7 separate regions of the Homo sapiens genome follow, and all the other regions are linked to region 4. A link is a loop called in an ENCODE intact Hi-C map of the cell type or tissue named here. Cell type or tissue: mammary epithelial cell. All regions are shown on one strand. Region 1 has its middle 130 kb from the start of LINC02715. Region 2 overlaps DDX10 (DEAD-box helicase 10). Region 3 has its middle 120 kb from the start of LINC02715. Region 4 overlaps DDX10 (DEAD-box helicase 10). Region 5 has its middle 85 kb from the start of C11orf87. Region 6 overlaps C11orf87 (chromosome 11 open reading frame 87). Region 7 has its middle 30 kb from the start of LINC02715.

What was found. Peaks named below come from ENCODE experiments on the same cell type or tissue, not always from the same donor. Only the 100,000 strongest peaks of a DNase experiment are listed, where the experiment ranks them.
Region 1: it touches region 4 in a loop (17-fold over the local background); 38 of 110 quality-filtered maps call a loop at or near these places.
Region 2: a loop joins it to region 4, with 23 times the contacts of the local background. A loop is called at or near these places in 51 of 110 quality-filtered maps.
Region 3: a loop joins it to region 4, with 34 times the contacts of the local background. A loop is called at or near these places in 51 of 110 quality-filtered maps.
Region 5: it touches region 4 in a loop (8-fold over the local background); 2 of 110 quality-filtered maps call a loop at or near these places.
Region 6: it touches region 4 in a loop (5-fold over the local background); 4 of 110 quality-filtered maps call a loop at or near these places.
Region 7: a loop joins it to region 4, with 10 times the contacts of the local background. A loop is called at or near these places in 31 of 110 quality-filtered maps.

The regions. Positions count from the first base shown.
Region 1 is chr11:109,695,801-109,699,800 of GRCh38, forward strand. No RefSeq gene overlaps it. Among named protein-coding and RNA genes, the nearest start is that of LINC02715, 130 kb to the right of the region's middle. In mammary epithelial cell, CTCF peaks have their summits at 697 and 1,628 (motif pointing left); DNase peaks (open chromatin) are centred at 91, 621 and 1,541; H3K27ac peaks cover 1,639 bases.
Region 2 is chr11:108,869,873-108,873,872 of GRCh38, forward strand. All of the region lies in intron 16 of DDX10 (DEAD-box helicase 10), which reads left to right. Among named protein-coding and RNA genes, the nearest start is that of DDX10, 210 kb to the left of the region's middle. In mammary epithelial cell, a CTCF peak has its summit at 1,503 (motif pointing left); DNase peaks (open chromatin) are centred at 1,449 and 3,139; H3K27ac peaks cover 605 bases.
Region 3 is chr11:109,937,494-109,941,493 of GRCh38, forward strand. No RefSeq gene overlaps it. Among named protein-coding and RNA genes, the nearest start is that of LINC02715, 120 kb to the left of the region's middle. In mammary epithelial cell, a CTCF peak has its summit at 1,890 (motif pointing left); DNase peaks (open chromatin) are centred at 1,878 and 3,448.
Region 4 is chr11:108,695,863-108,699,862 of GRCh38, forward strand. The region is part of intron 9 of DDX10 (DEAD-box helicase 10); the gene reads left to right. LOC124902750 (a long non-coding RNA gene) reads right to left here. Exons shown (of 3, transcript XR_007062881.1): 3 at 3,645-3,715. Among named protein-coding and RNA genes, the nearest start is that of DDX10, 33 kb to the left of the region's middle. In mammary epithelial cell, a CTCF peak has its summit at 2,200 (motif pointing right); DNase peaks (open chromatin) are centred at 2,209 and 3,289; H3K27ac peaks cover 1,584 bases.
Region 5 is chr11:109,335,403-109,339,402 of GRCh38, forward strand. No RefSeq gene overlaps it. Among named protein-coding and RNA genes, the nearest start is that of C11orf87, 85 kb to the right of the region's middle. In mammary epithelial cell, no CTCF peak of the experiment used is centred here; no DNase peak of the experiment used is centred here.
Region 6 is chr11:109,424,172-109,428,171 of GRCh38, forward strand. C11orf87 (chromosome 11 open reading frame 87) reads left to right here. Exons shown (of 2, transcript NM_207645.4): 2 at 1-4,000. The coding sequence ends at 56. Among named protein-coding and RNA genes, the nearest start is that of C11orf87, 4.0 kb to the left of the region's middle. In mammary epithelial cell, CTCF peaks have their summits at 1,573 and 2,473; no DNase peak of the experiment used is centred here; H3K4me3 peaks cover 41 bases; H3K27me3 peaks cover 262 bases.
Region 7 is chr11:109,851,757-109,855,756 of GRCh38, forward strand. No RefSeq gene overlaps it. Among named protein-coding and RNA genes, the nearest start is that of LINC02715, 30 kb to the left of the region's middle. In mammary epithelial cell, a CTCF peak has its summit at 1,616; a DNase peak (open chromatin) is centred at 1,615.

The DNA of each region.
Region 1 (4,000 bases), 1.0 Mb after region 4:
TGTCCAGCTCATAAAAGTGAGTGAGGCCCCAGTACATGAGAGAGGCAGAGAGCCTGCCTCTGTGACTCATCTTTCCACTGGGAATCTGAGCAACTTGGACTGCAAGAGCGCACTTTGTTTCCCTCAAGCCCCAGAGCTAACTTAAGGAGACAGCTGGAAGTACTGAGGGGAAAAGACACTGAGAAAAGCTGTAGGCATTTTTTCAGACCCCAGACCAAGAACAGGGTGCCATTTTTAATCCAGGCACGTACAAAGTCAGACATTCTTTGGTGACCTGGCAGCCTGGCCATGCAGGCATTTTAGTCTTGGGCCAGAGATTGGAGCACTTGTTTTGGCATGCAGTAGGGGCCTCCATAGCCAGAACTGTGGGAAGTGCCTCAGCAGTAGGTGCTGGAATTCTGCTCTCCCCCATCATAGACTGGGGATGAGAGGAGAGCTACTACAGCTGCAGTTTCTCTGGAAAATGAGACTTGTAGCTAGGGCTAGCTTGGCAACCTGAAACTGGGCTGCATGTGTCATTGCTGTGTCATTCCCAGCCTGTTCCCCTGAGATTGTGGTACAGTGGGGCCCTCTCCGCTCCACCCTCAGGCAGAACTCCAGGCATTCAGAGCACATGCTTGCCTGGACTAGCCCTCTGAATCACCCCACCCTTCCTGGACGTAAATCATGGTGCAGTGAGGCCCTCTCTGTTTCATACTCAGGCAGATATCAAGTCATTTAGAGCAGCCGCTCTCATGGAATATCAACCTGAGGCACCCCACCCTTCCTGGGCAGAGGTTCTGGTGCAGTGGAGATCTCTCTGTTCCATTTTCAGGCTGAACTCCAAGCATTTGGATCACCCACTGACTAGGTTGGCAGCTTTGGCTGCCCCACCCTTCCTGTGCACAGATTGTGATACAGTGGGGCTTTCTCCACTCCCATGCCCAGGCAGATCTCCAGGCAGTCAGAGCACCCATTCAAAAGGATCAGTAGCTTAAGCCACACTCCCCTTCCTGTGCAGAGATTATGGTGAAGTGGGGCCCTCTCTGCTCTACACTCAGGCAGATCTCCAGGAATTCTTAGCACCCACTCACCTGAATTGGCAACCTGAGGTAGCACACCCTTCCCGCGCAGAGACTGGGTGAAGCAGGGCCCTCTCCACCCCACACCCAGGCATATCTCCAGGAAGACCAGGACTTCCAGCCTGAGACACTCCACCTTTTCTCTGCAGAGACTGTGGTACACTCCATGACCAGACAGATCTCTAGGCACCTGGAGAACCTACTCTCCTGGATTAGGAGTTTAGGCCACCAATCTCCTGCACCCCCACCCTTGCAATGAACTTTAGGTTGAGGAAGTTTCCCAGCTCCATGCTTAGGCACATCTTTGGATGTTTTGTGGCAAGCCACTGGATTCTCCCAGTGCTGGTGCTTGTGCCTGCCACTGGGGGACTTGCAGGTGGGCCTGCTTGGTCTGGCCCAGCCAATCATGCTCCCAGCACTCCCGGGGCTGAGCAGGGAGCTGAGACCACTCTGCATTTCATGGATTAGTCCATTGCCTGAAGCAACAGAGAGCTTCTCCCAGTAAGCAAGGATGAAGCATATACCTAGCCTAGCTGGCTGCAGCTGGCTCTTACCCTTAAGCGCCATCTACTGGCTCATAGGTTATACTACACAGTCCAATATAAAACTTGCTAAAAGTCCAGAGGGCTATAGAAGCACAGCCAAATGACCCTACCCAGGATTCTCTACACTCTAAACCCCCTTGGGGGTAGGAGGAGGGAAAGAAGAAAAAATAATATTATAGAGAAAGAAATAAGAAGAAAAAATGCTACCCTCATGAAAATAATTACAAAAATTAGAAGTGCCAGCATCTCCCGATGAGAAGGAACTAGCACAAGAATTCTGGCATCACGAAAAATATGAACTTATTGGCATCACCAAAGGATAACACTAGCTCTCCATTGATGGGCTCTAACCAAAATGGAAATTCAGAATTGACACAAATAATTCAAAGCACAGATTTCAAGGAAGTTCAATGAGATCCAAGACAAGGATGAAAATCAACACAAAGAAATTTCCAAATCAATCCAAAAAATGAAAGAAGAGGTAAATATATTAAAATGAAATCAATCGGAGCTTCTAGTGTTAAAAAACTCACTAAATTTTTCAAAATACAATTGAAAGCTTTATCAATAGACTGGACTAAGAAGAAGAAAGAATTCCAGAGCTTGAAGACTAGTCTTTTGAACTAACCCAAGAAAAAGTAAACAACCTGAAAAATATATTTGAGGGAATAATTTAAGAAAATTTCCTTAATCTTCCTAGTGAAGGAGATATCCAGATACAAGAAATCCTGAGAACACCTGCAAGATACTGTACAAAACAAACATCACTAAGACAAATAGTGACCAGACTGTCCTAGGTCAATGTTAAAGAAAAATGTCTTAATAGTAGCTAGAGAAAAAGGTCAGATAAGATACCAAGGAAACCCCATTAGGCTAACAGCAGACTTCTCAGCCAAAACCTTACAAGCCAGGAGAGATTAGGGGTCTATATTCAGCATTCTTTAACCAAAGAAATTTCTAGTCAAGAATTTCATATCCCACCAAACTAAGCTTTCTAAGAGAAAGAGACATAAAATCTGTTCCAGACAAGCAAGCACTAAGTGAATTTGTCACCATTAGACCAGCCTCATAAGAGATCCTTAAGGAAGTTCTAAACATGCAAATGAAAGAATGATACCTGCTACCACAAAAACACACTTAAGCCACCAACATAGTTGACACCCCATTAAGCAAGTACACAGTAGAAACTACAAAGCAACCAGCAAACAACTTCATGATAGGATCAAAACCTCACATATCCATATTAACCTTGAATGTAAATGATTTAAACACCCCATTAAAATGGCACAGAGTGCCAAACTGGATTTAAAAGGAAAAAAGACCCATCCATTTGCTCTTTTCAAGAGACATATCTCACATGTAAGGACACACATAGGCTCAAAGTAAAGGGTTAAAGAAATATCTATCAAAAAATGGAAGAAAAAGGAGCGGAGGTCACTAGTCTTATATCAGATAAAACAGACATTAAACCAACAACAGCAAAAAAAAAAAAAAAAAAGACAAGAGCATTACATAATGATAAATGGTTCAATTTTACAAAAAGACTTAACTATCCTAAATACGTACAAACCCAACATTGGAGCACCCAAATTCATAAAACAAGTACTTCTAAACCTATGAAAGATTGAGACAGCCACACAATAATAGTAGGGGAACTACAACACTTAACTAACGGTATTAGACAGATCATTGAGGCAGAAAACTAACAAAGAAATCCTGGACTTAAACTCAAAACTTGACCAATTAGACTTAATAGAAGTCTACAGAATACTCCACCCAATAACCACAAAATACACATTCTTCTAATTTGCACACAGAACATACTCTAAGATTTTCCACATACTTAATAAACCAAGTCTCAATAAATTTAAAAAAAATGAAATCATGCCAATCATAGTCTCAGAAAACAGTACAATAAAAATAAAAATAAATACCCAGCAGATCCCTTAAAAAACACAATATTCCATGGAAATTTAAAAATGTGCCCCCAAATGATTTTGGGATAAAAATATTAAAGTAGAAATTTAAAAATTATTTGAAATAAATAAAAATGGAGATACAACATATCAAAATCTCTGGGATGCAGTAAAAGTGTTAAAAGGAAAGTTTATAGTGCTAAATGCCTATCTCAAAAAGTTAGAAAGATTTTTAAAAACCTAACATCATACCTAGAGTAACTAGAAAAACAAGAAAAAACTAACCCCATAGCTAGCAGAAGAAAATAGTCAAAATCAGAGTAGAACTGAAAGAAACTAAGACCAAAAAAATCTATACAAAGAATCAATGAAACAAAAAGTTTATTCTTGTAAAGAATAAACAAGATTAATAGACTCTTAACTAGACTAATAAAAGAGAGAGAGAGAAAGATCCAAAGAAACACAACCAGAAATACAA
Region 2 (4,000 bases), 170 kb after region 4:
AAACCCTAGAGATAGCCTTCACTTCTTTCATTCTTATACTCCACCACAATTTATTAGTAAATCCTATTTGACTTTATCTTAAAAGTAGATGAGAAAATTTGGTGAAGTCCATATAACATCTGGAGTTTAGTTAATAGTAATATACCAGTGTTGGTTTCTTGGTTGGGAGAAATGGACTATAAAATTACAATAGGAGAAATCTGCGTAAGGGGTATATGGGAATTCTGTACTATCTTTGAAAGTTTCTTGTAAATCTACAGTTATTTAAAAATAAAAACTTTATTAAAAATAGATCCAGAGTTTAACCACTTTTTAACACTCCTGCTATCCCTATCATCCAAGTCACCATAATCTGTAACATGAATTACTAATTGTAACAGTCTTCTAACTAGTCTGCTAGTCTTCTTTCTCTTATCCTCCCACTCTTCTATCCCCAGTTTATTCTGAATTATAGTGGCCAGAATGAGCCTTTAAAAGTAAGTCGCATATTATAATTCTGTTCAGACCCCCATCCTTTAAGAGTTTCCCTGTCTACTTTGTCACAAAAGCTACAAAGTTCACATGTGATCTAGCTTCCAGCTCCTTCTCTGGTCTTATTTCCCACTGTTCTGTCACTAACTCTCTTAACTTTAGACTGTCTAATTACTCCTCAAATGCACTAAGCAGATTCTGGCCTTCGCTCTTGGTATCACCACATAGCTATGTGATTTGTTTCCTTACTGTCTCCAGATTTCTGCTAAAACATAACTTTACTAGAGAAGCATTCACTGATTTCCTGATGCAAAATAGCAACCTCCTCTTATCCTGTATTCTCTTACCTTGATATATTTTTCTCCATAGTACTTCTCTCTACCAGGCAATATATAAATACATACTAGTTTGTTGTTGCTTGTTTTTACTGTCACTAGAATGGGAAACTCAGAACAGGGACTTTGTTCTGTTCACTGCTGAATCACCAGTGCCTAGACCGATACGAACAAACAGTAGGTACTGAGTATTTATCGAGTGAAAGAAGCAGTAACTCTTTAATACAGTTTCTTGTTTTCACTGTGACACTTCCAAAATAGTGTCAAAATTGAAGAATTATAGCATATTGTTTATTGAAAGGCATAATAACTCTAGGGATGTTTCAGAATCCTTTCAGAGGCAGAACAGTAAAACAAAATAAAGAGGGGGAGGGCTAGAAAGCAATGTTACTGGACCCAGATAGATATTAGCACACATGGACAATCTCTAATTATACACTTTGTGTCCAAGTTCATATGTAAACTGGAGCATTTTTTTTTTCTCCATAGAAAAGATGTTCTATACTGTGGTTGATTTCCATTATCACTTAGGCTGCCCATGTACCATACAAGCATGACACTTAGGTGAGTGAAAGGGGTTGCAGTGACTAATTGTACCAAAACAACTGTCCTGGGCAAACCCAGGTATGATCACTTTAATTATAACTCAAAGATGCCTTCAGCTTCTATGGGAAAGGGCATCCTGCCCTCTGCTGGGGGCTTGGAACTCTGGAACACATAAGCTCCTGCTGGTAGAAAAATCTGAATTATAATGTAATGCCTCATTGCATTTGATTCATCCCCTTTTCTTTCCAGCATACTCTACTGGTCACCCTAGCAGTGAGAAAAGAAAGAAATATCTTTTCCTTCCACTGCTCTAGAATTAAAAACAAATTTCAGCTCTGCTTCCTTTGTACCCATCCATTTGCCCACACCCCAACTCCATCCTCCTCCTTACCAGTCCCACGAATTTAAGAAATTGAGCTTTGGGCTGGGCGCGTTGGCTCACGCCTCAATCCCAGCACTTTGGCAGGCCGAGGTGGGTGTATCACCTGAGGTAGGGGGTTCTGAGACCAGCCTGACCAACATGGAGAAACCCCATCTCTACTAAAAATACAAAACTAGCCGGGAGTGGTGTCACATGCCTGTAATGCCAGATACTCGGGAGGCTGAGGCAGGAGAATCGCTTGAACCGTGGAGGTGGAGGTTGTGGTGAGCCAAGTTCATGCCATTGCACTCCAGCCTGGGCCACAAGAGCGAAATTCTGCCTCAAAAAAAAAAAATTAAGCTTTGATAGGGTGAATGCCTCCACCTTGTTTATGTATAAAGGAGTTTCAGTGAGTTACAAAGAAATTTAAGTTAACAAATGATTGCATTGCTAGTAGCAATTTACAAAAATGACATTCATTGCGACATTCTGAATTTGCCTTATGAGTTAACTATCTTGCAGTAATCTTGATTCTTACTTTTGTTCTGTATGTTTTTAAACTCATCTTCTCAGTTGTTTCTGTGGATACCAAACAATGGTACAATATTATATCAAGATAAATCACAAATACATAGAAGAGATTGATGACTAATTGTATTCAAAGTCAATTTTACATAATTAATTTTCCATTAAGTCGTTATTTGCATTGAATATCCTTTAAGATCATTGTGTTCTATCTTCCTGTCTATAAAACAAGCATTTTCTTTACTATGTTTGGCTATTTCAGAGAAAAGCAAATTGATACAAGCATAAAATACTTAAGAAAACAGCCCTCATTCCCTTGAAATTAGCACTTATGTAAGTTTGTGTAGGGGGGTGGAAGGATGCGGGTGTAGTTTATAAAAAGTATTTTAAGTTCCACAAAATCAGGGATACTTTGAGATAATATTCTCCCCAGGTTTAGACAGCTTTGGTTTGCAAAACAAACTTGTTTTAACAGCAAAAATAGGAGTCCATTTTGGTTCAGTGTGCTAGCTTCTCAACTGACTTTTATTATTTCTGGCACTAGTATCATTTGTTTCTTTTAGAAGAGTTTGTAAGTGAATTGTGGCACCCAGTGGGATGTGTGTTTGTGTTTGAATTTGTGAAAATATTTGATAATATTTCTCTATAGCAGTGTTTTTTGGTGCAGATACAAATATGTTTTCTTAAAAATATGGATGCTAATTTCCGTTCCCCCCCCCTCCCATTTCCCTTTCTCTCACGGTCATTCTCTTTCCCTTCCATTCTTTCACTTTCCCACTCCTCCCACCTCTTCTGCTCTCATCTTATAAAGACTTCTGAAAACTAGGAATTACCCTCGTTAAATATGGGCTGTGTTGTGACTTGAGATCAGGAGCCACTGCTCAGGAGGAGGCCTGGAATAAAATCTGTGAGTGTTTATAGAATAAACATCATGGGCATAATTCATATTTAAATCATCCTGAGTGCTCACACAATTGTGTATGACTGTCACATGAATCAGTGCAAGATCAGCAAATTTTGCATTGTCATCTTGTGTTAGGGTAATATGGTATTTAAATTTGGACTAAGTGGCCCTTTTATTAGAGTAAAAAATTGAGTCATGGTATATTGTTTTTCCAGGTGGGTAGACAAGGATGTCTTAATTGTCTGAAGGTCAAGTTTGAGAAAAACTTGACATTTTGTCCATAAGTAGGATGATATTTATCAAAAATGAGTATGTTGCCTCTGTCCCCTTGGGAACAAAAGTTACAATCTATTCTCTTTCTTCCTTTTCACTGTCAGCTTTAGATCTACAGACGTGTTATGCCTGATAGTTCAGAGAAAGATGTTTTTGAATGACTAAACAACCCCTTTATTATATGAGTAAGCCATTATAGGATTGTTTTCCCCTCCTAATCTGTGGTTATCTTTGTCTTGTAACATTGTTCTGCCTGTCCCAAGCAAGAAACCTTTTATCCTTCCGAGAACACCTTCTTTTGGACAAATTCTTTTGTGGTTTGCATCTTCTCTTTTTTCCTTATAAAGAATCTCAAATTTCTTTCATAAAACCTCTTCCCAGAGAGGTTAAATGACTGATTGTCCAAGAAGGAGAATTCAGACTTAAGGCCCTCTGACATACATGTACACTGTCTAGGCATTTTGTTTGAACCAGAACATCCCTCAAATGTTTTATTTGCAATACAAAGCTACTTATGAGAAAGTTTAGATGTCATTATAGTTTTTTTACAGCACAGACTGTAAATCACCAATCCCAAGTAAATTA
Region 3 (4,000 bases), 1.2 Mb after region 4:
AAAATGGGAGTGAAAATCAATTAATTCAAGTATTTATTCAGTATATATTTATTAAAATATAATTCATGAGAACATAGTCTATCTGGGGCAGTAGGTATAAGCACCAAAGTAAAGGCAGAATATGACAAGAGCTATGCCAGAGGCATGAACACGGTGCCATGGAAAAGAACAACCGATTTCCAGCTGGGAAAAAGATTTCTAGCTGGGAAATAGATTTCTTGGAAGAGATAGATTAAGCTTAGGTTTGTAGGTTGGGGAAAGAATATTCCAGGCAAAAGTGTTCAGCCTTTCTTAACTGTAGTTTAAAATATAAAAGAATTTATTTTAACAAGGATGTTTGTCAATTAATTAAATGGTGGTCAAATAACAATACAAGAAAAATCAAATATTCTTTCAATGTTTTGTTTCTGTAAATAACACCTCCACCCACCCAGTTGCTCATCCTAAAGTTCATCCTTGACACCCTCTTTCCGTATCCCCAGTCTGCTCTCAGTCACCAAGGCCCACTCAATCTAACTCCCAAATGTCTCTCAAATATGCCAATTGTTTATGATACCCATTGCCACCACCCAAAGCCTCCTCTTTCTCCTGAACTGCTGACATAGCCACCTAATCAATCTCCCAGATCCACTCTTGCTGCCTTCAAGCCACTTTCCATACTGAAATAACAGGTCTCTTTCATAAAATGCAAGTCATATCAACCCTTGTCTTAAAACCCTCTAGTGGCCTCCCATTGTCCTTAAACACAGTGGGCTATAGTTTTTTCTTCTTTATATGGTTCTTGGGTTTTTTAATAAGTAAACTTAATTTTGTAAATACACAAGTTGTTTGGAAGTCAGTGAGTAACAGTGCAAAGATCCTATAATTTAAAGGCAAAGGACCTAGGTTCATGTCAAAGTTCCATCACTTAAAAGATGTATGACCTTGGGAAAGTTACTTAGCCTTTCTAATTTTTTTCTCATCAGTAAAATGGGTGTAATAACGATCCCCATATAACATATTGGTACAAAGAATAAATGAAATAATATATGTAAAAAAATTCTGCAACCTATAACCCATTATGCAAATGTTGCATAGTAACAATATCATCACCTAATAAGAAACATCTGCTAGCAGGTAAATGAAGAAAGCATTACTTAGGACATGAAAGAGTTAGCATGAACTAATAGTTGGGAAAAGCCCAAGTCCAAATACAGAAAAAAAAAATTTAATGAATTACTTTTAATATGCAGGAGATAAAGGAGTTCAAGACAGTGTAAAAAACGAGCCAAATGCTAAATATTTAAGGAGTGAGCAACATGAAAGATTAATCACTTACTTCTAAAGAACCTGAGATTGTACTATATTTTTTCTTCTTAATTTTTTTTATTTTACACCTTATTTGGAATATAGCACACTATTACTGATATTTTTTAATTACTTGTAAATATTTCAATATTATCGTCAGTATTGTGGGCAGGTGAGTATTATTTTTCTTTGAATGGGCTATTTTAAAACATTTACTGCATTGCTGACTATAATTTAATAATGCCTGAAGACAGATTTTTTTTCCTACAGGACTAATCCCCAATTCAATAATGAAATTCAGCAGGAAAATTTAGGGTTGCTTTAATGGAAATTAATTTTATGGCTTATAAAGAAAACAGAAATGCATTTACCTCATCAAACAAGAGACAAGTGTACTTGGAAAACCTTTTCTCCATGTGACATGAATACCAAGCAGGTTGAATTGATGAAGCAGCATTTAGCTAACCATGCTACTTTTCCTCTTTTATATTCTCTCTGCCTTTAATTCAGGTAACAGTGGAAAGCTGGAACTTGGCCATTTTCCTGCACAGTCCCCTTATGCAGAACCTTTTTCCGCTGAGGTGAAGGAATTCCTCTGCTGCCATCTAGTGCTTCTTAGAAAGACCTTTGCCAGTTTTAGTCAGATGGGTTGGTTTATATTTAGCTCCAAGTGTGGGATGGAGGGAAATGGGGGTGGGAATGGCAGAAAACTAAAACTTTTTTAGACTTTTTTTTTAAATCTATTGCATTAATTAGTAAGAGATTCTGAGTCACAGAGAACATTTATGGGCTTCTGAGCTAAATGTTTTATTTGCCTTTTTATATGAGCTACTTGAATACTGTATAAAGACTTGACAGAATTTCAAGTTCAAAAGATTGATGAGAGAGGTTGGGGTGAGCAGCCTCTCATTTCTTAAATTGTTCCATATAAGCATTTTTTAATGTACTGACATTCATAAAGCTGCTCAATCCAGAAGCCTGGGAGTCATCTTTGACATTTTCTTCTCCCTCATGGCTCCATCATCCATCCAACACAATAACACACACACAATAACACACAAACACAAATACACACACAAACTCTAAAAACGGTGGATTCCAGCTCCTAAAAGTCTCTCAAATCCATCAACTTCCTCGATTACCATTGACATTACACATGATATAACCTAAACATACTCATTAACATGAATTGGAATCATCCTTTACCCTCCTAATTTATCTCCTCATATCTAATATTCATGCAGCAACCAGAAATAACTTTGTTTAAAAAAAAACAAATGAAAAAATAAATTTGATCTATTGAAGTCCTGCTTAATATTCTTCAGTGATTTTTCTTTGATTTTAAGATAAATTCCAGACATTTTAACATAACCTAAAAATCTTTATGTGATCTGACCTCTGCCCAGATGATCTCCTGCCATTCTCCATCCATCCCTGTGTCACTGACACCAATCCTCTCTATTTATCCAAAGGACTAATCTTCTTATAGCCTCGGGGCCTTTGAACATGCTGTGCCCTGTGTCTATTCTGCATTCTGTCTTCTCACTAATCACAAGCCATCTTTATACTTTGTTACTTAATATCTATTTCTAGGCCAGGTGGGATGGCTCACACCTGTAATCCCAGCACTTTGGGAGGCTGAGGTGGGCAGATCGCTTGAGGTCAGGAGTTCAAAATCAGCCAGGTCAACATGGTGAAACCCTGTCTCTACTAAAAACACAAAAATTAGCCAGGCATGGTGGCTCACACCTGTAATCTCAGCTGCTACTTGGGAGGCTGAGGCAGGAGAATTGTTTGAACCCAGAAGGTGAAGGTTGCAGTGAGCCAAGATCGCACAACTGAGCTCCAGCCTGGGAGACAGAGTGAGACTCCAGCTCCAAAAAAAAAAAAAAACCCTATCTCTAAGCTCAAATTTTAAAGCCTATGAAGTCAGGTAACAAGTCTGTCTTATTCATTTCTATATTCAGGCCAAGATTGGCAATTAGTAAAAAATTTGCTAAATGAGTTAAAGAATTCATTATTGCCTCCTATAATTTTCGATTATTTTAAACAAGCTTCTTGCCTAAAGAGTAAGCTCCTCAAGGCAAACAGTCATCAAATTCTAATAAGACCTAAGGTTGGAGACAGTGGCAGAGATGACTCAGACATGACTTGACAACGTAGTGGTGATAGAGCATGTAAACAAGTAACTGTAATACAACATTCAGAAGCGCCATGACACGCAATCTGCACACGTTTCTTTGAAAACAAGGAGGAGGAAGGGTTCATTCAGCTTAGCTGAATCCGGGCAGACATGGAAAAGAAGGTAAAATTTAAGCTGAAGTTTTGACGAACAAGGAAGAGTTCACAAGTAGCAAATCGGTGAAGGATGACTAAGGGGGTAAAGAAGGATGGCTAAGGGGGTAAAGTCAGAGACATGAGAAATAAACAATGGTATAGTGTAGGAAAAGGATGGACAAATGTCTTTTTCTCCACGGGAACCTCCATCCCAGTTAATTAAATGCATAAATAGACATTTAATCAACACTTGTGATTTGACTTTTGGAGAATGGTGAGAAATGTGGGAGTAACAATATTTATGGTATCTTGGCAAAGTCAGAATAAGAGACTAAATAGAACTAGCTTTCTTCCATCTTTAATATTCAACAACATTGAAACAATTGTACTTGATACTACTCTAAGGAAATGCCAATAAAAACATCATTGCCTGAGC
Region 4 (4,000 bases):
GACCAGCATGAAAGAAGGGAGAGAACAGTATAATAATGAAAGACTATTTAAAAATAGGATTTATGAATTAGTGGGTTCAAAAATAAGTCTTTTAATTGCAATTAATGATGTAGTTTTAAACAAGCAATGCAGTTAGGATTAGGTTTTGTATATGATACTGTACATTTAGACAAACTTGTTTTTAGAACTTTCTTTCTTCTTGGAACTAACTAAAATGGGACATGGGTAGAATAGTTGCCTGTTCTCCATTTTTATGAGGGGGTAGATGGTGCCTCATTGGTCTTTAATGTATTGAGTACATGGTTTTTGTTTTGTTCTGTTTTGTTTTTTTTGAGACAGAGTGTCGCTCTGTCACCCAGGCTGGAGTGCAGTGGCACAATCTCAGCTCACTGCAACCTCCGCCTCCCGGGTTCAAGTGATTCTCCTGCCTCAGCCTCCCAAGTAGCTGGGACTATAGGCGCGTGCCACCACACCTGCCTAATTTTTGTATTTTTAGTAGAGATGGCGTTTCACCATGTTGGCCAGGTTGGTTTTGAACTCCTGACCTCAAGTGATCCGCCCGCCTCAGCCTCCCAAAGTGTTGGGATTACAGGTGTGAGCCACAGTGCCCGGCGAGTACCTGTTTTGATTGTCATTCATAGTGAGTATTTTGGAAAGTCATCAGTGGTGGTTGGTGGAATGACCTTCTCCACTGTTATTCTCCTCAGTAAATGTGTAGTTGTGTAAATTTTTACATGTACCTGTGCACATATCTGCATTCTGTGCTCCTGTGGGCCTCTGGATAGGCAGGGTTGGATATGGTATCTCACAAGTGCATTGGGCCAGGGGTGTAGGCGCTTTTTATTTTTATTTTTTCTTTTCCTTTTCGATATCTTTAATATAGTGTATTCTTTAATGTGATTATTTTCATATGTATTACATTCTTTTTAGATGTGCCAGTGGTATTGATGGGGACAGGGCAGACTGATTCATAAATAGAATACATTTAGCAGTAAAATTCTCCCTATATGAAGATTATTGGACATGTCAATATAAATCAGGAAAAGATTCTAGAGGGGGGAATATTTCAAGGTTCTTGGTTCCTAGAGAAGTTGTTGAAAATTTTATGTAGTTGAACATGCCGTGGTGAACATTAAATTGGGTCTTAATGACTGAGGAGATGAAGAGGAGTTAGAACAACATCACATTATTGTGTCTGAAGAGAGAGAATACTAATCTGAAAAAAATGTTTTAATGTAATTTTTAGTATGGTCGTTAACTTTTAAAGCACAAGCCTGTTTGACCTTTTGTAACCAATTAAAAGTATTTTTACTTGACTATTTTAGATGTATAGTATGTGGAAAGGTTTAGCATATATAATGCTTTTTTTTTTTTTTTTTTCTGGCAGTTTAAAACTTGCCAATAATGGGCTTAAAGATAATTAGAAAGTTTTGTGGGCCATGAGACTGAATAATTGAATTGAATAAAGGCTAAATTAAAATTAGAATCTAATTAAAATCCTGTGTATTTGGCTGTAATTAAGACCAAGTTGCCAGATAGTGTTTGCTTTTGCAATTGAACTATAATATATCGATATAGGAAAACAAATTCATTAGCAAAATAGCTAAGATTTGGGGAATCTTTTTTTCTTTCCATATTTTAGCTAAAAAAGTGATTTGGGTACTTTTGTCTTGAAGTACCTAATTCTGTATTAATTAATTTTACCTTTCTAAATTCCTTTTGATCTATAGCAGTTGAGAAATTTCCCTGTATTTTCCTTAACCAGCACACCCCTTTTAACAAAATGATCTCCTTTAGAGATAAGTGAGGCCAGGTATATGAATATAGTTTTATAATGCTCTATCCTGTGATACATTCTGTCACTTTAAAAAGCAATTCTCTTTAGGGCTTATAGTTCTTTTGGTACAAAACCAAGCTCTTCCAGTTTTTATAAAAATGTCCAGTTGAAAGTAGAAAATATTTGGGAATGGAAAATAGACATCAGATATTCTCAACTTTAAAAAATGTTTTTATTTGGGGAGGGTAGGGGAGGGTTGTGGGTAGAAGATGGGCATTTATATATAACTATTTTTTTCCCCCAGAATAGTAGAAGATAAAATAATTTCAGCAATATTCTAATTTAGCCTTATGTGCCTGGCTACATTTTGTGGCGCTCAGAAATTCTGTAACATAAGGAGCAGAATGTGATTCCACTAGGGGACAGCAGAGGCCAAACCTTAGCATTGCACACTCACTGGCAGCAGCTTAGATCTTAGAAAAGAGGAAGATGGCCACTAGTTAAAATCTGTAATAACTTCTGAAGAGTTCATGGCTGGTTGTGGGAGAATACTGGTACTTTATGGAATAGCTAATGAGAATTTTTTAATAGTGTCTTTAATTGGTTTGTGAATTGAAATAATAAAAGTAAAAAGACAGTTTTCATGAGCATTAACTTTCCAAGGCTTACCATGTGTACCTTAGATATAAGATAGGAGCAATCTTTGTTAGTGAAAATGATTTCTTTAATTCCTTTAGCTTACATTTGTGAAGGTCTGCAGTCTGCTCCTCGTAGATAGTGGCTGATGCTTCTTTACGTGACCTGCTTTTGTTGGTATCTATGATTTAAAGGTTGCATAAAAGGTCACAGCAAATTTATTTTGCATCTTGAAGCAATGAGGAGCTGGGGGAGAGTATAGCCAGTATGGCTGTAGGAGTAGATAAGGAGGGCTGATATTTCTTAGGAGTCTATTTCCCAGGTACCCTTGGGAGTATTTCTTAGGAGTCTGTTTCCCAGGCACCCCTTAGGAATAGGGGTGCCCCCACTTTATTCTCCTGTCTAGTCAATACAGCAGGCACAGTGTTCCTTCTAAAACATAAGTCGGATTATATCACTCCTCTGATGGCATACCATTTCACTCAGAGTGAAAGCCAATGACCCCCTGGGCCTAAACTATTCATCCGTTTCCCCCCAGTTTGCTAGTATTCTCCCCTTGTTCTCTATGCTCCGTACTGGTCTTGCTGTTTCTTTTATGTGCCAGGCGTGCTTTTGCCCGTAGGGCCTTTATACTGGTGCTGTCTCTTTTCTGCTGGAATGCATTTTCCTCAAGTATCCACATGGCTGTCTTCCTCACCCTCCCCAACCACTCCTTTTAACCCTGCTTGACATTCCTTTCTCCAAAGTCCTTTATCACCTTCAAATATACTGGAGTATTTACTTAGTATATTTTTACATTGCTTTCACCTTGATTGTAAGTTCCATAAAGGCAGCAATGTTTGTCTAGTATATTGATGTACCCTAAGTGCTTAGAACAGGACCTGACATGTAGTAGACTACATTTGAGATAGTGATTCAGACTCATGAATCAGATCTTACCTAATATGTTAATTATTTATTGTTGTATAACAAATTGACCCATGGCTTGGTGGTTTAAAGCAATAACCATTTATTATCGCAGCAACCATTTATCTTGTAGCTTCTGTGGGTCAGGTACCCAGTGTGGTTCATCTGGGTCCTCTGGCTCTCAGTCTATCACAAGGCTGTAATGAAGGTGTCAGATGGTACTTTAAGGTTCAGCTAGGGTTGCATTCATTCTCAGATTTATTCACATGGTTGTTTCCAGATTCATTTCCTCCTCTGCTGTTGGTCAGAGGCATCTCTCAGTTCCTTTTCATCTGGTCTTCTTCACAGGATAGCCACAACATGGTAACTGACCTCATCAGAGAGGGCAAATGACAGCTGAGGGAGAGAAAGATGAAGCAGTAATGTCTTTCATGACCTAGACTTGGAAGTCACAGTCCATCTTTCCTGTAACATCCTGGGGTTGCATGTCAGTTCTGTTCCTTGTAGGGGGACTACACAAGGGTGTCAATACCAGGAGGTGCAGATTATTGGGAGTTGTTTTATAAGCTGCCTACCACACCCAACGTCAAATTTTACCTCTGATTTCAAGGATAAAAACAATCCTGAGGTAGAAGTGAAACAAGAAGAGGTGTGGGATCTCCACTATAGCTCCCTGGTTAT
Region 5 (4,000 bases), 640 kb after region 4:
GCTAATGTCTCTTGACTTTTTGGAAGGGTTGGGAGGTCTCTTATCCACTATCTTTCTTCCTGTAGTTTCATTGTTTCTGTCTACAATATAATCTAACCATTTATCTTCATCACTCTTGGCCATTTGTTTTAAGTCTTCAGGATCATGGTGTAATTTGCTTCTTCTCATTTTTCATAGGATGTGTCCCCTTGCTTGCCAGCATCCTTCGATTTTGGAATTATAAATCACAGTCTGAAAACGTGTTCTTTGATACCATCTATTTAATCAGCAACAACATTTTCCATATCTTTTTTCCCCGACCTGAAATGTGACCTTCAACAGGAAGAAAACACATGACCTACGCTTCTAGTCCTTCAGGAATGGATGCGTTGTATGTGTTCTTTTGACTAGTGTCATCCACTTAGTTTTAATTGAGTTTGACCTGTATCCTCTGGGTTACTTTTGTCTTTCTGAAGAAAATACATGAACATTGAAGGTGGGGAATATTGTTTTCTAACTTTTTTTTCTTTTTTCTTTTCCCTCAGAATGGTTAGCACAAATGTGGGCATAAGGGTAGCATTTAATACTAACTGGGTAACTCATTTGCTTTTTCTTATCCTTTTTCATTTGCTTTTTCTTATTTTTTCTAGCAAAGTGTTGAGGAGTAGATCAACATGTGTTAGTCAGAGGGCTCTTTGAAAAGCCCTGGTTAGGTGTTAATGATGTTCAGAATTTATGAGGATGTAAGTCAATTCATATCTTAGGCCACTAAGGAATTTCAGACAATTTTATTGAAAGGATCCAGATTATGACAGTTGTTTTTCCACTGAGTAGACTGCAGTTACTGGAGGATACCCATATTGGACTCAGGAATCTCTGAGATTCCCCTAATGTCAATATTGGTGCAAGCTATCCTCAAGGGGAGGACTTGGGTTCTGGTGATGATTTCCAGAGATACACTTTGCTTAAATCGAATGCCCATGTGCATATGCTAGAATGTTGAAAACCAGCACAGTGCCTCATTTGGAAAAAAAAAGGCACCCGTAACTGAGTGGCTCTAACTGATACCCCTCATTTATACAAGATCTTCTTATTTGTTGGTCAGATACTAGAGTTGAAGAAATTGAGTTTCTTTTATTAAGCTTTCACAAAATTTGTAAATTTCTCTGAGCATGTCTTATTTTCCTGGAGAAAATTCCTGACTGAAGTGTAAACATTAAGGCAAAGACTTCCTAGTTGAAATGCTTGATTTCTGAGAAATTATGTTCAAATTTTAGTGAACATAATATGATTTCAGTCTTACAACAGTGTGGAATAAGTACAGGCAAATTATTGATTTCTTGATTTTTTAGTGCACATTTTGGCTATGAACTGTTTCTAGGTAATAAGAGAAGGTAGTCAGAACAAATATTACCAAATTAAGAATTAGTAGTTTCAGACACCCAATATATTTATGTGCTTGAAATTTCGTAGTTATGACAGAAATTTTTAAGTCATAGCTAATGTTATTGTGTATTATAGAAGTACACAATGAAATGGATATTATATTAGGCTAACCATATTCTAAGTTCTTTTTTCTAGAAAATGGTTTATACCATGGTTCTGTTCATGAAACTAATTGTTATTGAGTACCTTAGAAGTTTAAACACTATAATAGCTAATTTTGATGATACAAAGAAATATGATTTGAGACCTCCTTCCATGGGTCTTATAATAAATCTAGTAGGGATGATAAAACCAGTGCAAATGTAATGAATAGTTGTCATTATTTTTGACTTTCTATAATCCAAACACTCTTCCTTTGCTCAGGGAATTTTTTACCTCATGAGTCTTTGTGGGAGATACGGCCTCTCTCCTCTCTCTCTCTCTCTCTCTCTATCTCTATCTAGGATATGAATATTCCAGATACTTACCTAGCCAACCTTGCACTGAGGGCATGACCATGTTCTCTGGTCCCTGCTAATCAGGTGCAACCACTCTGGACAGAAAGATTCAGGGTTGATGAATTTGCTCTGGCGATTGTTCTCATAAGGTTGAATTATTCAGGAAACAGTGCAACTAGCAAGTTAGCATCTGTGACATGTGTCAGCAGTGTCTGTGGGTCAAGGCACAATCCCTGGATGTTTGCGGCAGCAGCAGTGATGGATATACTCCCCAGAGCAGTTCTGTAGCCTGAGTCTTGGCATTATTTTTGGTTGCTTATCCCCAGGCGTGATTCTTCAGCCTTCCTGGAAATTCTATTATCTCTACTTAATTCTTCTTAAATAGTTATTCTGCTTAAACCGTTTAAGAGTTAGTTTTTTATTTCTTAATGCAGAATCTTAGTGATAGTGTGTGTGTGTGTGTGTGTGTGTGTAATTAAGTTTGCTTAAAGTACCATAGGAATGGTAGAAAGATGAGATTACTTCTGGATGGGGCCCTTTCAATGGGTTATCTACCTTGCACGTGATTACCTACTATAATATCAATCTTGAAAGGTTGAGTAGTCTATGCTAGCGCTTCTAGGTAAAATTATAACTTTATAATGTGTCAACAGTAAAGTTCTACAAAATCTTGTTTAATTTACAAATTAAAATGCTTTCGATTTAGACCTACTTGGGCATAAGAAATTTTATACATTGATTACACTATAAACCATATATATATAAAACATTATATATATCATTATATAAACATACTGTATATGTGTGTGTGTGTATATATATATCCCTACAATAAACCTGGAGAATTGGTTAGCTTGATTAATGTAGAGAATAAAGTCAGATTAATTCAAGTTTAAAATAATACAAGCTACTGCCAGGCCTGAATTCACCAGTCTCTATTTTGACCAAGTATGTAGTACAGTTGCCAATGTTCCATGTTCCTTTTATTTAAGCCACCTTGGTCTAGTAGAAATCTGAGGCATGGACAGATAGACTAAATCTTCTGAAGTTGCTGGGCTGAGTTTACCACACTTCACTGGTGATAAAGAATGCCAAAATAAACATTCCTGTTAAGTAATAGTTTTTGTGCTCTAGAAGGCAAGATCAACTCTATCTTCCAGACATGTCAATCCAGCTGCAGTTACGCATACATATTTGGGGTTCTGTAGTGCAGTCTTCTTCCCTACAATACTGTTTGACCACTATAAGCATCCACTCTAGAGTACAGGTCTTATTAGCAGCTTGAAGGAAGGTTTACAGTCAGTAATCAAATAAAGGCATATTCTTCTCCAGTTCCACATTCTCATCCCCACCATTGGACTTTCCCAGGGTTTAGAATTAATTCAAACCATGTATTTAGACATATTTCCCGTATGTCTTACGCACATTTATCAATGGATTTAGGTTCAGCAGTTGTTTTAGAGCATTTGCCTTGCGTCTAGGAGGAATTGAAGGCTTAGTACTCAAATACTCTTTTCCCATGTGTCAGTCTGAGTAAGATCAGCCTTTACAGAGATTGTGTTAAGCTCCTTTGGAGGCTGCTGGCTCTACTTATAGTTAGGGACTTCCAAGTGCATTTGTTAAACAATTATTATGAAACTCTATCACCTTCCCTTCTGTAACTCTTCCCTAAAATGCCCTTAACAGAAACATTTCTACCATGCAACTCAGAAAATGCATCATCTCTTTAAACAGGTGTTGATCTGGCTCACTGTTTGTGTTGTTTTAATTTGGTTTGGTATTTTATATTGTAGCTTGAATAATTTTTGAGGATAGATAATGTTTGTGCTTTACCATAGAATATGTCTTTTACCTGTACAACCTTATTGAAAGAGGAGCTATTCTAAATTTTACACCTTGGACATGGATTCACAAATAAGGTAATTGATTTTTTGGTAATTAATTTCAATTCAATGCAATTGAAATCAATTGATAACTAATTTTTAAAACAAATCATCATATCCTATACATATTAATATGGTTTTATTTCATTTTCTTAATACTCTATGTTATGGGCTGAATGTGTCTCCCAAAATTTATATGTTGAAGCCCTAACTCCCATTATGATAGTATCTGGAGGTGAGGCTTTTGAAAGGTAA
Region 6 (4,000 bases), 730 kb after region 4:
CCTCCTGTTTGGACACAGCTGGCGAGGGCCTTTTGCAAACGGTGGTACTGTCCTGATCGTCTAGCCCCTCTCGTTCCCCGTCCTCGTTTCCAGCATCTTTGCCACCCTTGCTTTTTTCCTTCTTCCTTCCTTTTCCATTTTCCTCTGGCCCCTCTTTCCTCTTCCTGGTTTCCTTACCTGCCCTCCCCTTACTCTTGTTTCTCCTCCGCCGAGGCACTGTGCGGTATTTGTAAATATTGGGCGAGGAAAGTCTCGGAAGAAGAAATAACGCTGATAATAATACTTTATTAATATTTATAGTAATTATTATAATACTAATAACACAATCCAAGCGCATGACAAATCACATAATTTCTAACTGTCAATGGAGGATGCATCTTCCCATTCCACCCCGCGCTCCCCTCAATTAGGAGGAGAAACCGCACAAGCTACCAAATATATAAAAGGCATTGATTCCCGGAGCAAAGGGAGGGGAGGGGGCCCGGTAATGTACATAGCTGTCAAGTTAAGATTTAGTTTCCTTCCTTCCCCTCTGACCCCTAAGCTTTCACTTTTCCTTTAGCTTCCCTTTCCTCCCCATTCCCACCCTCAGCCGGGCTCAGGCAATAGTATATTATAAAGAAAATGTCTACATTAAGCACCAGGACTGCAAGAGGCCATAGAGAATAGTCCCCGGAAAGTGTTTATGACAGGTACCCCTCGCCAGTCCGCCCATTTCTCACCCTTTGGTTAACCATTACATTTTCCAGGACAGAGCATTTAATTTACTTTTTAAAATGACCCTCGCTGGCCGAGCATAAGTACGTTAAAATCTTTAAATGAGTTTTTTTTAAAAAGCTAACGCTTTCATTCCCTGCCCCGCCCCCACCCGTACACCTTTGACTTGTGACATTTTCAGGATTTACAAAGGATCTGGGAGCTGTCCAGCCAGGTCTGGTGCTGAAGTCGCCTCACCGTTCTGATTACTTCCTCTAGTTGTGAAGGCAGAGGAGGGGCTGTTTTGGAAAGTGACTATTCTGGCTTTTGGTTGGGTTCTTTCTTCTTTTTCTACAATCGAGTTAGCGTGTACTATTGGTTTTCTTATTATTAAACATTGCATAAGTTACCTTTTTTGTAAAAAAAAAAAAGTATTAGGTGATGTGCAGTACTGAAAGTGCAGTATCTAACCAACTAGAACGTTTGTTTTATTTTTAGAACAAGTGCACCTTTGTTATATATTTAGTATATTGGTACCAAATACAGAAAAAAACTATAGTTCTGTACTATGTCCTCCAAACTGTATATTATTGTTCTTAATTTCCAGCTGTTGATATAATGGTTACCACTGGATGAGAAATTCAGTGGTGCAGACCTGGCTTCTGCTGTTTCCAGAAGTGTTCTTTTGTACCTTATTCTGTAGTAGACTGTTATAAAAAGATGACACACACGCTTTATTTTTTCTTTTGCAAATAATAGAAAAAACACAACCACAGAAACAAACAAATAATGGATGTGCAAGAATGCCATCTATTAAAAACATGGTTAATATTTAAACAGTGCCTGTAGTTCTCCCTGCATGCAGTTACCACCTGGAGGCAGTGGTGTGTGTGCTTGCTTGTACTGTATGTGGTTGGGGATGAGACTGGTGGGGATGTTGGGCAATTTGGATGATAAGACATGCGAATTTCAAGAAAAGCTAGATCCAGTAATTACTTATAGGATACAAATGTTTGCAGCTTGTTTGTTTAGTTACAAATCTGTGCCTGCAGCAAAAGAAAGGCTCTCTTTCTCAGTCTGTCCTAACTTCACTGAACATACAAAAATACTGAGAAAAAAAGAAAGTGAGAAAATAAGATAAATATTTTATTATTTTCTAATGCCAGACAAGGCCATCTATGTTAGAAATGGAAGTAGTCTATAGTTATTTACCACCTTGTTTCCTTTGGTTGAATGACAGAAGAAGCCAGAAGCATATTACAATATTAATTATATGCAGTGACATCTCTTCTTGGAAATCAAGCCTTTGACAGCTATTCAAATTTTTGGAAAATGTATGAATGAAAGTGATCTGCAAAAAGCTCTACCAAGAGAGTCCTTACTATCCTGCAGGGTGTAAGGCAACAGTGCCCCTATGAGCATCCCTCTCCCAAGCAACTCATTGTTCTAAATTGTCTACTTGGTCCAGACATATGTGCTCTTATCCAGAGGAAACATTACCTCTAATATTTTTGGTCATCTATTAAATTGCCCAAGCTCAGTTTGCATCTTTTATAAAAATAATTTAATAAACTTAATTTTAATCACCCATAAGATAATCACCTTTCCTGAAGCACAGAAGATCATCATTGAAGCATGCCATCTTGTAATATTAGGAAGACCAGGTATAATCTTTGGGTACAATATATTAAACAATGAACCAGTTTTTCTCCAGTGCCTTAGTCACTTCCTAGTAATAGGTAAAAGAGTGCATTAACTCCCTCAGGCCACTAGGGAATCCTGTAGTGCATCAGAGTTCTACACTGTACATCAGAATGACTAAGGCACTGTGAAGAAGAAAGTCCATTGATTTTTGTAGCTTACCCTCATCCAGTGGTAGCTCTTTAATACCTTATTACAGAATGACTTTTGGACTTGAAATTTGAATAGAATCAGGGTCCCAGAAGGGAGCTTCATCATTTCCAATGAGCTCCAATAAGTGCATGGATATTACTTTCTTTCCCTTATTTGGTGCACTTTCTACAGCGAATAATTTCCCATTTTATTAAAGCAATAAGATGTTCTGTTGTGAGCAGTGCTGGATAACGATTCCATTTTCTTGGTGCTGAAGCTACGCATATGTTCTTGCCTTATGAATCATAGTATATTCAAGGCATGCAATAATAATCCCCTTCCAAGGAGCAGCCTGTACACTCTGTGGGGGTAATTATGAAATTGTCCTACATCATTTCTCCCCAAAGGAATGCAAGGAGCAAGAGAAATAAAAGCATTATGTATATTGTAAAACAAATGATCTCAATACCTCTCAACGTGGGCACACATCTGTAATACACTTTTATTGTGCAACTTTAAATGTGTGTGCCTTTCTCCATTAATTGACTGTAGTTTAATATTTTTAATAGTGCTCTGTGTAAAGATGATGCAGTTTGTGAGTCAGATTTCATACTGAGCTTAATATACTCAAAACCTAAGCTTCCAGTGGTATTACTTGTGATTTTTTTATGAGATAGAGAATTACATGAAATTCTAGTAATCCAGTTTCCACACAAAATTATTTCAATAAGCACATATCCAAGCAATTTGTACAGACCTTGTTTAAAGCACTGCTTCTTATAGGGCTCAATTGGCAGTCTCAGGAGCTTGGGATGCTACCAACAGGGCATTTAGGTTTTCATTTTTATGAAACAAAAGGCAATCTGGAAATAGCTAAATTTATTTTAAGGATTTTATTCACTGATGTCCCGTCAAACTAAATGCTTCAAACCCCTATAGCTACAGCTTAACTTCTGCACTTGCTATTCAGTATTAATAAGGTGGCATGCTTGATTCTTATTGTTTTTAAAAATGAGAAAATTTGGAGAGAGAATACTATTATGTCAACGGTACAAGACTCTGAATCTTGAAGATGTAGATGGATATAATATTTAGACTTTATATACACCCATAGATATGTATTTATATATGCATACGTTTTGTATAAATTTACAATTGACTTTTTGTATTCTCTTTTCTGTCATTACAAGAATGAGATGGAAACCAAAATAGTTGTTCCATCCTCTTACCCAAAGAGGATACTGAAAAGTCCGGTATGTGCATGCACTTGTTTCTCTGGGGTCAAATCTGAATGACTTTCTCTTTAATAATGAAAGGGGAGAGTCCTGGTTAGCTTGGAAAATTGGTAATTAGATAAGCTTCCTTTCCTAGGTTAGTGACTCAAATGTAGCAATGATAATAAAGTTATGACCATATCAATGTGGTCTAAATATCTAGATGGAAAGCAAAAATATCCAGAAGAGGTTTAGGG
Region 7 (4,000 bases), 1.2 Mb after region 4:
ATACTAATATAAGGTATTGACATTTGCATTTTTGTTAAGTATTTTCACTGACTTGGCTTTAAATCATTTCCTTAACTGGCCTATTACTTTTGGGTGCTGGTCCCACTCAGCTTTTTTTGCTGAAATGAGGAGTGTGTGTGATGATTAATTTTATGAATCAACTCAACTGGGCTAAGGGAGTGTTGGCTAAACAATATTTATGGGTGTGTCTTTGAAGATATTTCTGGAAGAGATGAGCATTTGAATAGGCAGACTGAGTAAAGATCACTCTCACCAATGTTAATGGGCATCATCCAATCCACTGAAGTCCTGAATAGAACCAAAAGGTGAATAAAGGATGAATTTATTTTATCTGAAACATGAAAGCTCCTGGTTCCCAGGCCTGTGAACCTGAGACTTACACCAGCAGCCTGGCCTGGTTCCCAGGCATTTGAACTCCACCTGAATTACATCACCAGCTTTCATGGTGGTCCAGCTTGCAGACAGCAGATCGTGGGACTTCTCAGCTTCCATAATTGTATGAGTCCATTTCTACAATAAAGCTCCTCTAATTTCTACAATGGGGATATAAATGAAGCAGTGAGAAGGATGAGGATGTGGGGCCAGTTCTATCAGGTTCACATCTTAATAGCAATGTGATCCTAGGCAAGTTGCTTAAATACCTATTTCCCCCTCTGTGAATTGGGGAAATAACACCGCTTTTTCAAAAGCATGTTATCTATCTAAAGCACCTAGCCAAATTTAGCGCTCAGGATATTTGCCAATTGTTAGTTTCTTTCTCATAACTATCCAATAAATCAAGTAATTTTTTAAACCTACTGTGGCTTAATTCTTAGTACTCTCTTTCCCAGACAAAGGATAAAGAGTTCTAAAACATATCTAAATTTGTTTATTATGTGATCTTAAATAACTAATGTGATTTTTTTTAAATATTGCATGCTATTTTCAACTCTAGCTTTTATACCAAAAGAGGCCATGGGTGATTCTGAAACACAGAAATCCTCATCTCTACTTCTAAACCAAGAGGCTGATAATATGTTAATCCATGCTTTTATCAGGGATTAGAAGAAAACGAGTCACAAAAACTGCAAAGACTGATATATACTAAGTCCAGTAAAAATTGAAGTGTAATAAATACTGTTATATTTTTGTTACATGAATCATGTATGGGAACTGTCTGTATCCATGAAAAATTTTGAAATTTCTCTCTAATATATTCCTCCCACAACAACCCCCTCCCCTCAAATTGATGTCAATAACATTCCAGATGAAGTTTATCCTTTTATTAAATACACATCAGCAAATAAAGAAATACTTTTTGAGAAGTGCAACAACAACACCCCTTAAATGAAATAGCACTGATGCTTTTCAATGTTCCCAATAGTACATGCATTAAAACAGTATAGCTCTCTATAGGGAAGAAATACATCTTAAGTAATTCACTGCAATAAGAAAATGTAACTTCAGCAAACTACATATTTTATGGTCATCATTGTTTTGGGGATTTTTTTCTCTGTTTCCTATAATTAGCTGGGTGATTTTCTAGCTGATGTAATAAGCATGATTCTATTCAAGTTGCCCTTGTAAATTTACCGTAATTCCATTACCTCCCATCAGGCGGAGACATAGCTCTAGAAACCAGAAAGTTAAACAGCAAAGACATCTTAAAGTACTTCTTTTAGTTGCTTCCTATATGAATAGTTACTATACTCAGTTATGGATATTTGTCTCCTCAAGAAGAGCAATGAAATGTACATTCACAGAAAGACAAAATCTGGCAATACATGTGTCTGGAAGACGCTCAGGTCATTCGGTCACCACTTCAGTGACTTAACACAACTTTCTGTATCTTGGGGTCTTCATTTTTATCATTCTCGCCTGCCAAGGCTCAAAATATTGCTGCTTATAGAATGGTGGTGTCTCCTTAGAGAAAATATAGCATGTAAATAAATGCCCATTCTTTATTCCCTTATCTATCTACCTTTTTTTAGAGTCAAAACAAATTCTGTTCCCATAAAATCTTCCTTAATTACATTCACCACATTTTGCTTTCTCCTGATTTTGGTGTTTTATTAATTTCTCAAAGAACTGAAAATAGAACTGCCATTTTATCCAGCAATCCCACTACTGGGTATCTACCCAAAGGGAAAATAAATAATTATATAAAATTCTACCTGCATTCATATGTTTATCACAGCACTATTCACAACAGTAAAGTCATGGAATCAACCTAAAAGTCCATCACTGGATGATTGCATTAAAAAAATGTGATAAATCATGGACTACTACTTAGCCATAAAAAAAAAAATCATGACTTTTGTGGCAACATGGGTGGAACTAGAGGCCATTATCTTACGTAAAATAACTCAGAAACAGAAAGTCAAACACCACATGTTTTCCTTTATAAGTGGGGGCTAAATAATGTGTACACCTAACATACAGAGTAGAATAATAGACACTGGAAACTCTAAAAGGTGGGAAATTCAGTGGCGGGTGAGGGATGAAAAATTACCTACGGGGTACAAGGTATACCTATTTAGGTGATGATTATACTAAAAGCCCAGACTTTACCACTACATAATGCACCATGTAACAAAATTGCACTTATACCCCCTAAATCTATAAAAAGAAAAATAAAATAAATAAAAAATAAATGCTTTGTTGTCCTTTCAACAACTTTTACAGTATCTTCATAGGAACGGAGGATGCAGTGAGCCAAGATCACACCACTGCACTCCAGCCTGGGCAACAAGAGTGAAACTCCTTCTCAAAAAAAAAAAAAAAAGAAGAAAGAAAGAAGCCACGTTCTTTGTACATCCATAAGAAGCAACTCTTCATTCATTGAAGTTGTATCATGAGATTGCAGCAATTCAGTCACATCTTCAGGCTCCACTTCTACTTCTAGCTTTCTTGCTATTCGCACCACTTTTGCTGTTACTTCCTCCACTGAAATCTTGAAGCCCTCAAACTCATCCATGAGGATTGGAGTCAACTTCTGCCTAACTCCTGTTAATGTGCATTTTTGACCTTCTTCCATAAACCATGAATGTCCTTAATGTCATCTAGAATGATGAATCCTTTCCAGAAGATTTTCAGTCTACTTTGCCCAGATCCATGAGATGAATTGCTATCTAAGGCAGCTCTAGCCTCATGAAATATATTGCTTAAATAATAAGACTTGAAAGTCAAAATGACTCCTTGATTCAAGCAAAATGGATGCTTGGTTAGCAGGTGTAAAAACACCATTAATCTTCTTGTACATGTTCATCAGAACTCCTGGATTACTAAAATATTACTCAATGAGCAGTAATACTTTGAAAGGCATCTTTTTTCCTGAGTAGTAGGTCTCAATGGAGGCATTAAAATATTTAGTAAGCCATGCTTTAAACAGATGTGCTGTCATCTGGACTTTGTTGTTTTATTGATAGAGCATAACAATTTTTAAGGGCCCTAGGATTTTCAGAATACTAAATGAGCATTGGCTTCAACTAAGTCACCAGCTGCATTAGCCTCTAACAAGAAAAGCAGCATGTCTTTTGCAGCTATGAGGCCAGGCATTGACTTCTCCTCTCTAGCTGTGGAAGTCCTAGATGGCATCACCTTCCAATAGAAGGCTGTTTTGTCTACATTGCAAATCTGTTGTTTAGTAGCTACCTTCATCAGTGATCTTAGCTAGATCTTCTGGATAACTTGCTGCAGCTTCTACATCAGCACTTGCTGCTTCACCTTGCACTTTTAAGTTACAGAGATGGCTTCTTTCCTTAAACCTCATGAACCAAGCTCTGTTAGCTTCAAACTTTTCTTCTTCAGCTTCCTTACCTCTCTCAGCCTTCATAGAATTCAAGAGAGTCTGGGCCTTACTCCAAATTGGGTTTTGGAAGGCCCAGACTGACTGCTCCACAGAACAGCTTTTTCCCCATCTCTTTCCATCTATGCCCCTTTCCTCAGGCCTCCCTACTTCCTGAGACACAGAAATATTTGTGGCTGATTTGATCTTCTA